Regions from separate parts of the Homo sapiens genome. Here region 1 is linked to region 2. The links are chromatin contacts, found by Hi-C or POLR2A ChIA-PET in ENCODE. All regions are on one chromosome and are shown on one strand. Each heading gives the region's core, a stretch centred on a gene start or an enhancer-like site at or near the end of the contact. The rest is flanking DNA. Distances are from core to core; before and after follow the strand shown. Region 1 overlaps LOC105373712 (a long non-coding RNA gene). Region 2 has its middle 37 kb from the start of ERMN.

The links. Hi-C counts contacts between places; a loop is a spot of excess contacts on that map. ChIA-PET counts read pairs that join two places held with the same protein, here RNA polymerase II (POLR2A). Pooled maps may share reads with other maps.
Region 1: a loop to region 2 is called in a pooled map, with 2.0 times the contacts of the local background. The contact joins two enhancer-like sites. A Hi-C loop is called at or near these places in 6 of 37 single-sample maps with no recorded cell type and 2 of 50 pooled maps. POLR2A ChIA-PET finds 5 or more read pairs at or near these places in 4 of 52 experiments (OCI-LY7, activated CD4-positive, alpha-beta T cell and activated naive CD4-positive, alpha-beta T cell).

The regions. Positions count from the first base shown.
Region 1 is chr2:157,478,685-157,483,583 of GRCh38, forward strand. The region is part of intron 3 of LOC105373712 (a long non-coding RNA gene); the gene reads right to left. Among named protein-coding and RNA genes, the nearest start is that of CYTIP, 37 kb to the left of the region's middle. RefSeq lists enhancers at 1,761-1,890, 2,031-2,080 and a silencer at 2,241-2,300. Within about 2 kb of position 2,152, at least 6 of the 41 ENCODE cell types and tissues checked have a DNase peak (open chromatin) inside an H3K27ac peak, as active enhancers do.
Region 2 is chr2:157,359,784-157,365,141 of GRCh38, forward strand. No RefSeq gene overlaps it. Among named protein-coding and RNA genes, the nearest start is that of ERMN, 37 kb to the left of the region's middle. Within about 2 kb of position 3,933, at least 2 of the 41 ENCODE cell types and tissues checked have a DNase peak (open chromatin) inside an H3K27ac peak, as active enhancers do.

The DNA of each region.
Region 1 (4,899 bases), core at 902-3,401, 120 kb after region 2:
AGGAGTGAGCCACCACGCCCGGCCTTGTGCTCCACTTATTTATTGCTTCCTCCCACCTAATCCCTGATCTTTTTACTGTCTCTACAGTTTGTTTTCACCAGAATGTCGTATAATGGGAATCAAACAGTATGTAACATTTCCACGTTGGCTTTTCTCACTTACTAATATACATTTAAAGTTCTTCCATGTCTTTTCGTGACTTGATAGCTCATTTCTTTTTAATATTGAATAATATTCCATCATATAAATGTACCACAGTCTCTTTATCTGTTTACCTATTGAAGGACGTCTTAGTTGCTTCTAAGTTTTGGCAATTATGAAAAAAGCTGCTATAAACATCCATGTATAGGTTTTTGTGTGGGCTTAAATTTTCAACTTATTCGGGAGAATACCAAGCAGACCAATTCCTGGATTCTATGGTATGAGTATGTTTAGTTTTACATTAAACTGCAAAGCTGTCTTCCAAAGCGGCTGTACCATTTTGCATTTCCACCAACAATGAATGAGGGTTCCTGTTGCTCTACATTCTCATCAGCATTTGGTGTTGTCAGTGTTTTGGATTTTTGCCACTCCCATAGGCCTATAGTAGTATCCTGTCACTTTAATTTACATTTCCTGGTAGGTAGATCAAGAATAGAAGACTCTACCAATCGCTCCCCTCCCAAACCCCAAGGACTCCAATTTAACAACTATCTACCCACAAAAAAACCATCTTCATAAGAACCCATAATCAGGTGAGCACTCGTAGTACTTGGTTTTAACTTTGTATTGCTGAAAGGGGCACTGAAAAAGTAGAAAAAAAGACATAACCCTTCCCCTCCACCTCCCCACCCCAGCAGCAGTGGTATGGTACAGAAAGCTTCTCCATGAACTGGGGGAGGGAGAGTGCAGCAATTGTGAGGCATTAAACTCAGTGCTGTTGTTATAACAGAAAGGAAAACCAGTCCAAACTTAGCTGATCACCCACCCAAGGAAGGAGCATCAGCTAAGTTCTCATCAATCCCAGTGGTAAGAACTTGAGTTCCCACAAGCCTCACCACCATGGTCTAAAGTGCTCTGGGGCTCTAAATAAACTCGAAAGGCATTCTAGGTCACAAGGACTACAATTCCTCGGTGAGTCCTAGGGCTAAACTGGGCTCAGAGACAGTTGACTGGAGGGACATGTGACCTACTGAGACACTGCAGCACCTAAGGCAGGGCTGCTATTAACACTTCCCTAACGCCAGGCTGCATAGCTCACAGCTCCACAAGAGACCTTTTCCTTCCACTTGAGGAGAGGAGAGGAAAGAGTGAGGATGAATTTGTCTTGCATCTTAGATACCAGCTCAGCCACAGCGGGATAGGACACCAATTGGAGTCATGAGGCCCCCTTCGCAGGCCCTAGATCCTAGATGACATTTCCAGACATACCCTGGGCCAGAAGGGAACCCATTGCTTTGAAAGAAAGGACGCTTTCCTGGCAGCATTCATCACCTGCTAAGTGAAGAGCCCTTAGGTCCTGAATAACCAGCAGCAATATGCAGGTACTACATTGAGGGTCTTGGGGGAGACTCTGAAACTTGCTGGCTTTGGGTGACTCAGCACATTCCCAGCCATGATGGCTATGGGTGAGACTTCTTCTGCTTGAAAAAAGTGAAAGGAAAAGCAAAGGGGACTTTGTCATGCACCTTGGCCACAGGGTTGTAAAGCACAAAGCAGGCCTCTTGGGGTCCTCAATTCCAGGACTTGGCTCTTGGATGGCATTTCTGGACCTGCCCTGGGCCTGAAGGGAGCACGCTGCCCTAAAGGGTGAGTCCCAACCCAGGCAGCATTCACCACAAGCTGACTGAAGAGACTTTGTACCTTAAGGGAACATTGGTGGTAGTCTGGTAGTACTCCCTGTAGGCCTGTGGTGACGGTGGCCAAGAGGTGAGGCTCCTCTGCCTTTGAAAAGGTGAGAGAAGAGTGAGATGGACTGTATCTTGTAGTTTGAATGCCAGCTCAGCTGCAGTATAATAGACTTCTAAGGGTTTTGACTCTAATCCCTGGCTGCTGGGTGGCACCTCTGGGCCTTCCTGGAGCCTGGGGGAACTTGCTGCCCTGAAGGAAAGGACACGGGCCTGGCTGTCTTTGCCACTTGCTGATTGCAGAGAACATAGGCAGTAGCCAGGGAGTGGTTGCAACAGGCCTTGGGTGAAATCCAGTACTGTGCTGGCTTCAGGTCTGACTGAGAACAGTCATAGTGGTGATTGCCACAAGGGAGCTTGTATCACTCCACCCCCAGCTTTGGGTGGCTCAGAATAGAAAGAGAGGCTCCATTTGTTTAAGAGAAACTAAGGGAAGAGAAAAAGAGTCCCTGTCTGATAATACAAAAAATTTTCCCAGATCTTGTCTAAGACCATCAAGGCAGTACCTCTACAAGTATGCAATAACCACAGTGTTACTGAGCTTGAGGTACCTCTTGAAGCAGATACAGCTTAGATCACAACATCCAAGTCCTATCAAATATCTGGAAAGCCTTCCCAAGAAGGACCAGTACAAACACCAGACTGCAAAGACTACGATAAATACCCAGACACAGATGAATATCTACAAATATTGAGACGACCCAGGAAAACATGACCTCATTAAATGAACCTAATAAGGCACCAGGGACCAGTCTTGGAGAAACAGAGATATGTGACCTTTCAGACAGAAAATTTAAAATAGCTATTTTGAGGAAACTCAAAGAAATTCAAGAGAACACAGAAAAGGAATTCAGAATTCTATCAGATAAATTTAACAAAGAGGTTGAAATAATTTAAAAGAATCAAACAGAAAATCCGGAACTGAAAAATGCAATTGGCATACAAAAAATGCATCAGTCTTTTAATAACAGAATTGGCCAAGCAGAAGAAAGAATTAGTGAACTTGAAGACATGCTGTTTGTAAATACACAGTGAAAGGAGACAAAAGAAAAAAGAATGAAAAACAATGAAGCATGCCTACAAGATCTAGAAAATAGCCTTAAAAGGGCAAATCTAAGAGTTACTGGCCTTAAAGAGGAGGTAGAGAAAGACAGAGGTAGAAAATTCATTCAAAGGGATAACAGAGAATTTCCCAAACCTAGAGGAAGATATGAATATCCAAATCCAAAAAAGATTATAGAACACCAAGCAGATTTAACCCAAAGAAGACTACCTTAGGCATTTAATAATTTGCATTTCCTAATGAGATATGATGTTGTGTATCTTTTCATATGCTTATTTGCCATCTTTCGTTCTTCTTTGGTGAAGTGTGTTCAAATCTTTTGCGCGCTTATTAATCAGGTTGTTTGTGTTCTTATTGTTGAGTTTTACAATTTCTGTGCATATTGTGGATAACAGTCCTTTATCAGATGCATCTTTTGTAATTATTGTATCCCTGTCTGTGACTTGCCTTTTCATTCTCTTGACAGCTTCTGTTGCAGATGAGAAGTTTTCAATTTTATATCAATTTTTGTTCCCCAAAGTGCACAAATGTAACAGGCTACTGAGTACAAGTTTTTCTGTTATCCCAAAATTGGCAGTTAAGGCCACAATATTAAAATAGAGAAGTTGGAGAACTGAGAACAACTGGAGCTAACCACCTTCTTTAAGGCTTACGAAGACACAACCAGGTAAAGGCTCTGCTGCTCTAAATCATCACCCCAAACTGGACCTTCTCCCTCTCCAGTCAAGTCTGAAAGGAAGACTGAGGTGGGAACAGAGAAGAAGGAAATGATTAGAGGTGTAAGGTGGCCTTGGTAGGGGTGGGAAGGGAGTAATACTTCAGTTTTCTATCTATTCCACCAAGACATGCCTCTCACCACTGAACCAACTTCGGGGCTGCCATGAGAACCACTCTTAAAGCCTGGAAGGAGTGCCTATAGGAAGAGAAGGCCAGAATTACATTTCTAGCTTTGACATCTGCACCTGCAGTGGCCTTGCCAATCAAGCCACTGTACCTACCTGAACTGAGGGGAAAAAAAAGTGACTTAGAAAAGGGAGAGAGCACAGCTCTGGGGCAACCCACATGTGTATCTCCATAGGCCATGTGAACTTGGGAGAAGTAGCTAGGTTTGTGTTATCTTGACAAATTCTACCCACAAGGATTGGCCATTGAAAGCACATCTCAGCAGCAGGAGCTGGGGAGTGTTCCATGTATGAGATATCAATGACTGTGCAGTGGTGAGGTCCCTAAGGGGCTTCTGAAAACTCCCAGATAGAGACCTCTGCCTCCCAGTCCACATTAACCAGATAAACAGTCAAAATTTTACAGAGGACAAACTTCAGCTGCACTATTAAATGTGAGAGACTTGTCCTTTCTTTTCTTTCCCAAATCACCACAAACTGTGGAACCCTAGAAGAGGGAAGGAGAGATAGTATCCTGAAGGCAGACCACACCCACGTCTTCTATTCCCGACACCTTATATCTGATCTGTGATGTTGGAGGCAATAGCTCTAAATTAGATTGAGATTGAAGCTTTTCTAACACTGAATTGTTATGGTTTTGTTTTTTTTATAGAAGCCTAACCAAAAGATCACAGGATCTGCCCAAGTAAAAGAGAAATTTGACAAAGCTTAATTGAAAAAAAAAGTTACTTTCATATATATGCCCCAGGGAAATTCAGAATATTCAGCAAACTCATTACTAAAAGTAAACAAAATAATATGATATTACCATTAGGAAGAGAAGTACTTCATTAAAGTGATCACAAGTGAGAAATTAAGGAGTAGGACACTAAACATACACTCCATATTGTATTTTTAATAATAATTAGGAGACTTCAAATCAAAGAGCAAACTATACAAGATTAATAATGATGGCACTCAGTATAGCCGATTTACAGCGCATTATAGTAGTAGTAACATGGGCTACGAATAAGAAAGACCTGGATTCAGTCAAGTATTCTGATGAATG
Region 2 (5,358 bases), core at 2,683-5,182:
TTGACTCAATGGCATCAACTACACTTGAGATCTCACTTCTCTTTTCTGCTGTAAATGATTTAACTGCCCCACAAGCAACAGATGTCTTTGCTTCTCATGGCTACTCCTATTCTAGGCTTCTCCTGCCCCATGACTTTTCCACACTAGTTTTTTTTTTCCTATGGTGTTTTTTCTTCTGACATCTCTGCTATCTGATGATTTTTCTCCGTGACTTACTTTAAAATGTCCTGCTAGATAATCTTTTTTGTTTCTTGAGACAGGGTCTCACTCTGCCACGCAGGCTGGAGTGCAGGCTCACTGCAGCCTTGACATCCCGGGTTCAAGTGATCCTCCTACCTCAGCCTCTTGAGTAGCTGGGACCACAGGTGCATGTCACCACACCCTGCTAATTATTGTACTTTTGTAGAGACAGGGCTTTCCCATGTTACCCAGGCTGGTCTCAAACTCCTGAGCTCAAGCAATCCACCCACCTTAGACTCCCAAAGTGCTGGGACTACAGGCATGAGCCACCACACCCAGACTAGATAATCTTATTGAATTGTCCTCTCAACATCGAATACAGTGCATCACTATTAAGTTCCTCTCACCAGGCCGTCTTACAGATTTCTTTCTCCAAATAGTTGCCTTTGTAGCAGCTACCCAGCCATAATCCTCTCAGTTGTGACCAGAACATTACGGTCACAAGACAGCAAACACTGCAACCTATATGAAGGAAGTCCTTAAGAGGTAATAAATGGTGGACACTATAAATGGACTATCCAGGACCACCATCTCATAGAAATACTCTAGAAGATGCTTCTGTTTTGTATTAGAGGTTAAATAAAATCTCAAAAGTCCCTTCCAACACTAATGTTCTACTACATGAATGTATAGATCTAAGCCATTATTGTTTCTTAATATTGATAAAAAATATTAGGGCTTATGGAAAGCATAGGTTTACTGGCATCATATTTAATACAAAGCCTATGATATGGTTTGGCTGTGTCCTCACCCAAATCTCATCTTGAATTGTAGTTCCCATTATCCCCACATGTCATGAGAGGGGCCTGGTGGGAGGTAATTGATCACTGGGGGTGGATTCCCCCATACTATTCTCATGATAGTGAGCAAGTTCTCACGAGATCTGATGGTTTTATAAGAGGCCTCCTCCTTTGCTCAGCCATCATTTTTCTCCTTCCAACCATCATGTGAAGAAGGACATGTTTGCTTTTCCTTCTGCTATGCTTGTAAGTTTCCTGAGGCTTCCCCAGTCACGTGGAACTGTGAGTCAATTAAACATCTTTCCTTTAGAAATTATACAATCTCAGGGGTTCTTTATAGCAGTGTGAGAACAGACTAACACAGTAAATTGGTACCACAGAGAGTGGGGCACTGATACAAAGATACCTGAAAGTGCGGAAGCAACTTTGGAACTGGGTAACAGGCAGAGGCTGGGACAGTTTGGAGGGCTCAGAAGAAGACAGAAAAATGTGGGAAAGTTTGAAACTTCCTAGAGATGTGGAGGGTTCAGAAGAGAGGAAGATGCGGAAAAGTTTGGAACTTCCTAGAGACTTGTTAAATGGCTTTGACCAAAATGCTGATAGTGATATGAACAATGAAGTCCAGGCTGAGGTAACCTCAGATGGAGATGAGGAACTTGTTGGGAACTGGAATAAAGGTAACTCTTGCTATGCAAAGAGACTGGTGGCATATTCCCCCTGCCCTGGAGATCTGGGGAACTTTGAATTTGAGAGAGATAATTTAGGGTATCTGGCAGAAGAAATTTCTAAGCAGCAAAGCATTCAAGAGGTGACAGAGTGTAAAAGTTTGGAAAGTGTGCAGCCTGGTGATGTGATAGAGAAGGAGCTGAATGTTAATCAGCAAGACAATGGGGAAAAAGTCTCCAGGGCATATCAGAGACCTTCATAGCAGCCCATCCCATTACAGGCCCAGAGGCCTAGGAGGAAAAAATGGATTCCTGGGCCAGGCCCAGGGCCTTGCTGCTTAGTGCAGTCTCAGGACTTGGTGCCCTGCATCCCAGCCACCCCAGCTGTGGGTAAAAGGGGCAAAGGTATAGATCAGGCTGTGGCTTTGGAAGGTTCAAGCCCCAAGCCCTGGCAGCTTCCACCTGGTGTTGAGCCTGTGCATGAACAGAAGTCAAGAATTGAGGTTTGGGAACCTCCACCTAGATTTCAGAGGATGTATGGAAATGTCTGGATGTCCAGACAGAAGTCTGCTGCAGGGGCAGAGCCCTCATGGAAAACCTCTTCTAGGGCAGTGCAGAAGGGAAATGTGGGATTGGACACCACCACACACAGAGTCCCCACTTGGTCACTGCCTGGTAGAGCTGTTAGAAGAAGACCACCATCCTCCAGACATTAGAATGGTAGATCCACCAACAGCTTGCCCTCTGTGCCTGGAAAAGCCACAGACTCTCAACGCCACCCATGAAAGCAGCCAGGAGGGGGCTGTACCCTGCAAAGCCACAGGGGTGGAGCTGCCCAAGGTCATGGGAGTCCACTTCTTGCATCAGCATGACCTGGAGTCAAAGACATGGAGTCAAAAGAGATCATTGTGGAAGTTTAAGATTTAATGACTGCCTTATTGGATTTTGAACTTGCATGGAACCTGTAACCCCTTTGTTTTGGCTAATTTCTCCCATTTGGAATGGAAACATTTACCCAATGCCTGTACCCCCATTGTGTCTTGGAAGTAACTAACTTGATTTTGATTTTACAGGCTCATAGGCAAAAGGGACTTGCCTTGTCTCAGATGAGACTTTGAACATGGACTTTTGGGTTAATACTGGAATGAACTAAGACTTTGGGGCACATTTAGAAGGGCATGATTGTGCTTTGAAATGTGAGGACATGAGATTTGGGAGGGGCCAATGGTAGAATGATATGGTTTGGCTGCACCCCCACCCAAATCTTATCTTGAATTGTAGTTCCCATAATCCCCATGTGTTATGGGAGGGGCCCAGGGGGAAGTAATTGAATCATGGGGGCGGTTCCTCTATGCTATTCTCATAATAGTGAGCAAGTTCTCATGATATCTGATGTTTTTATAAGGGGGCTTCCCCCTTCGCTTGGTTCTCATTCTTCTCCTTCCAACCATCATGTGAAGAAGGACATATTTGCTTCCCCTTCTACCATGATTGTAAGTTTCCTGAACCCCCCACTCTCAGTCATGCAGAACTGTGAGTCAATTAAACTTCTTTCCTCTATAAATTACCTAGTTTTGGGCAGTTCTTTATAGCATTGTGAGAACAAACTAATACAGCCTAATTGAAATACTATTACTTCTTCCAACAGACACCCCTAATCCAGACCCTTTATTAATAAGTGAGATCAAAGAGAAATGACAATAAGATATAAACATATACAGACATAACTAAGTGTTTTACATATTCCACCGTAGCTCTTACATGCTGAATTTAAGCAAATCTCTTTGTCTGAGACTCGGTTTCCCCATTTGAAAAACTGAGAAATTATCACTTGACTTTCAAGGTGTGGAAATTAAATTTTACCAGTATGCTAATTCTTTTTAACTTGAAAAATCTTTATAATACTCTTAACCAATAATCCAGAAGCAGTTTAAATCATTGATTTTGTCTTCCTCAGTTAGCAAAATAGACTTTTTCAAACAACTATAGAGTACCTGTTTGGTGCACAGAAGAAAATGAAACATTAAAAATTTTCAAGTAGGCAAAAAAATTTCAGCATCCCCCTAGGTGACTGACTTATTACCATTTAGCTCTTCTTCCTCAGTTCTCCTCTTTCTCTCCCCAACTTTTTCTACCATTTGATTTTCCTGAATGACTCATAAGTATAGAACCACCAATTATTTTATATTTCATATTAAGCGGTGCAAGCCAAATTGAGTTACAGCTTAGACAAGAAATCCTAGGGGAAACACCCAGGAGACTGTCATGACACACTTCTTGTTCTCTGGCATAAGCAGAGATAATAATTAAGCATCACGTGACATATTACTCTAAAAATAGATGCCCTGTGTGGTTTTTGTCATACACACATCCAAGGTGTTTTAAAAAAATGTTTATTTTAATGTGTTACACATTTAGCCTCTGGGAATCATTTCACTGAGCAGCTGAAAAGCTGCAGTAAATTCTTGGTTACTGAAATGACATGAGGATGAGTTATTTAAATATCTTTATGTTCATAACATAGACTGGGTTGAAACAAATCTTCCTGCTGTGGCTAACTCATAAAGATCTCATGATCTAAGTAGGAGATGCCACATATCTTCTTTTTTTTCTCAATGCATGACTCTCTTTGGATATTCATTCATTCAACAAATATTTATTGTGTATCCACAAAGTACCAGGCACTGTTTTCAGGACACAGGATACTGCAGTCAACAAGATAAATGAGTACAATGCTTGAATAAACCTACAATTCTGTTTTAAGATGGCAAACAGTAAACAAGGACATAAATTAATACATAATTTCAGATGGAGATGAGAGTTGTAAAGAAAATTAATGATAACTGAATAAGGAAAATGGGGACAAGGAAGAGCTTATTTAGATTAGGTAACTAAGACAAGCTCTCTAAGAAGTGAAGAACTGAATGAGAGGAAGCCTGCCAATCGAACCCTGGCAGGAAGAACAATTATAGAACAGGGAACCACAATGGTAAGCATGTCACGTTTAGAGAAAAGAGACCAGTGTGGCTGAAGCACAGAAGTCAGAGTGTGGTTGGAAATATGGCCAGTGTGGTAGGCAAGAGACAGGTCCCTCAAGAATACAAGAAATATGGTCTGTGGTAGGCAAGAGACAGATCCCTCAAGAATAATTGTGGAAGTGAATGGATTTAACCCAAGTTCAAAGAGAAGCAATTGGGGAGTTTTAAGCAAAGAAGTGATATGATTTAATTTATATTTTAAAAGCTTACTCTGGTTAGATGGGGGTGGAAATAGGAATGAAAGAAGGCAAATCATTTAGGTATTTGAAATATTCAGTAGTATAGGCAAAAACAGCTGATGACTTAGATTACCATTGCAGGCAGATGAGTAGCAAAAATGGTGGTCAGATTTAGTATATACTATAGGGGTAAAACCAATGTGCTCCTCTGATTGATGTGATTTACAAAATAAAAAAAGGAATCAAGGCAACAATTTCCATACTTTATTTCTCAGTCTATCTTATGGTGCTCACTGCATTTCATGGTAGGAGTTCAAAGGTAACATTAAAAATAAGGAGTATCTACACAGCAGAAGGTTGGAGAATGAGGAAGCATTGACCAGATATGAGAGAATTATGAAGCACTGCATTGTGACCCCTGTAGGAACAAAAGTAAATATTGTCTCTAGCTTTTGTTATCATTGTAGGAAGACCAGGGATCCTAGGGTATGTAAAA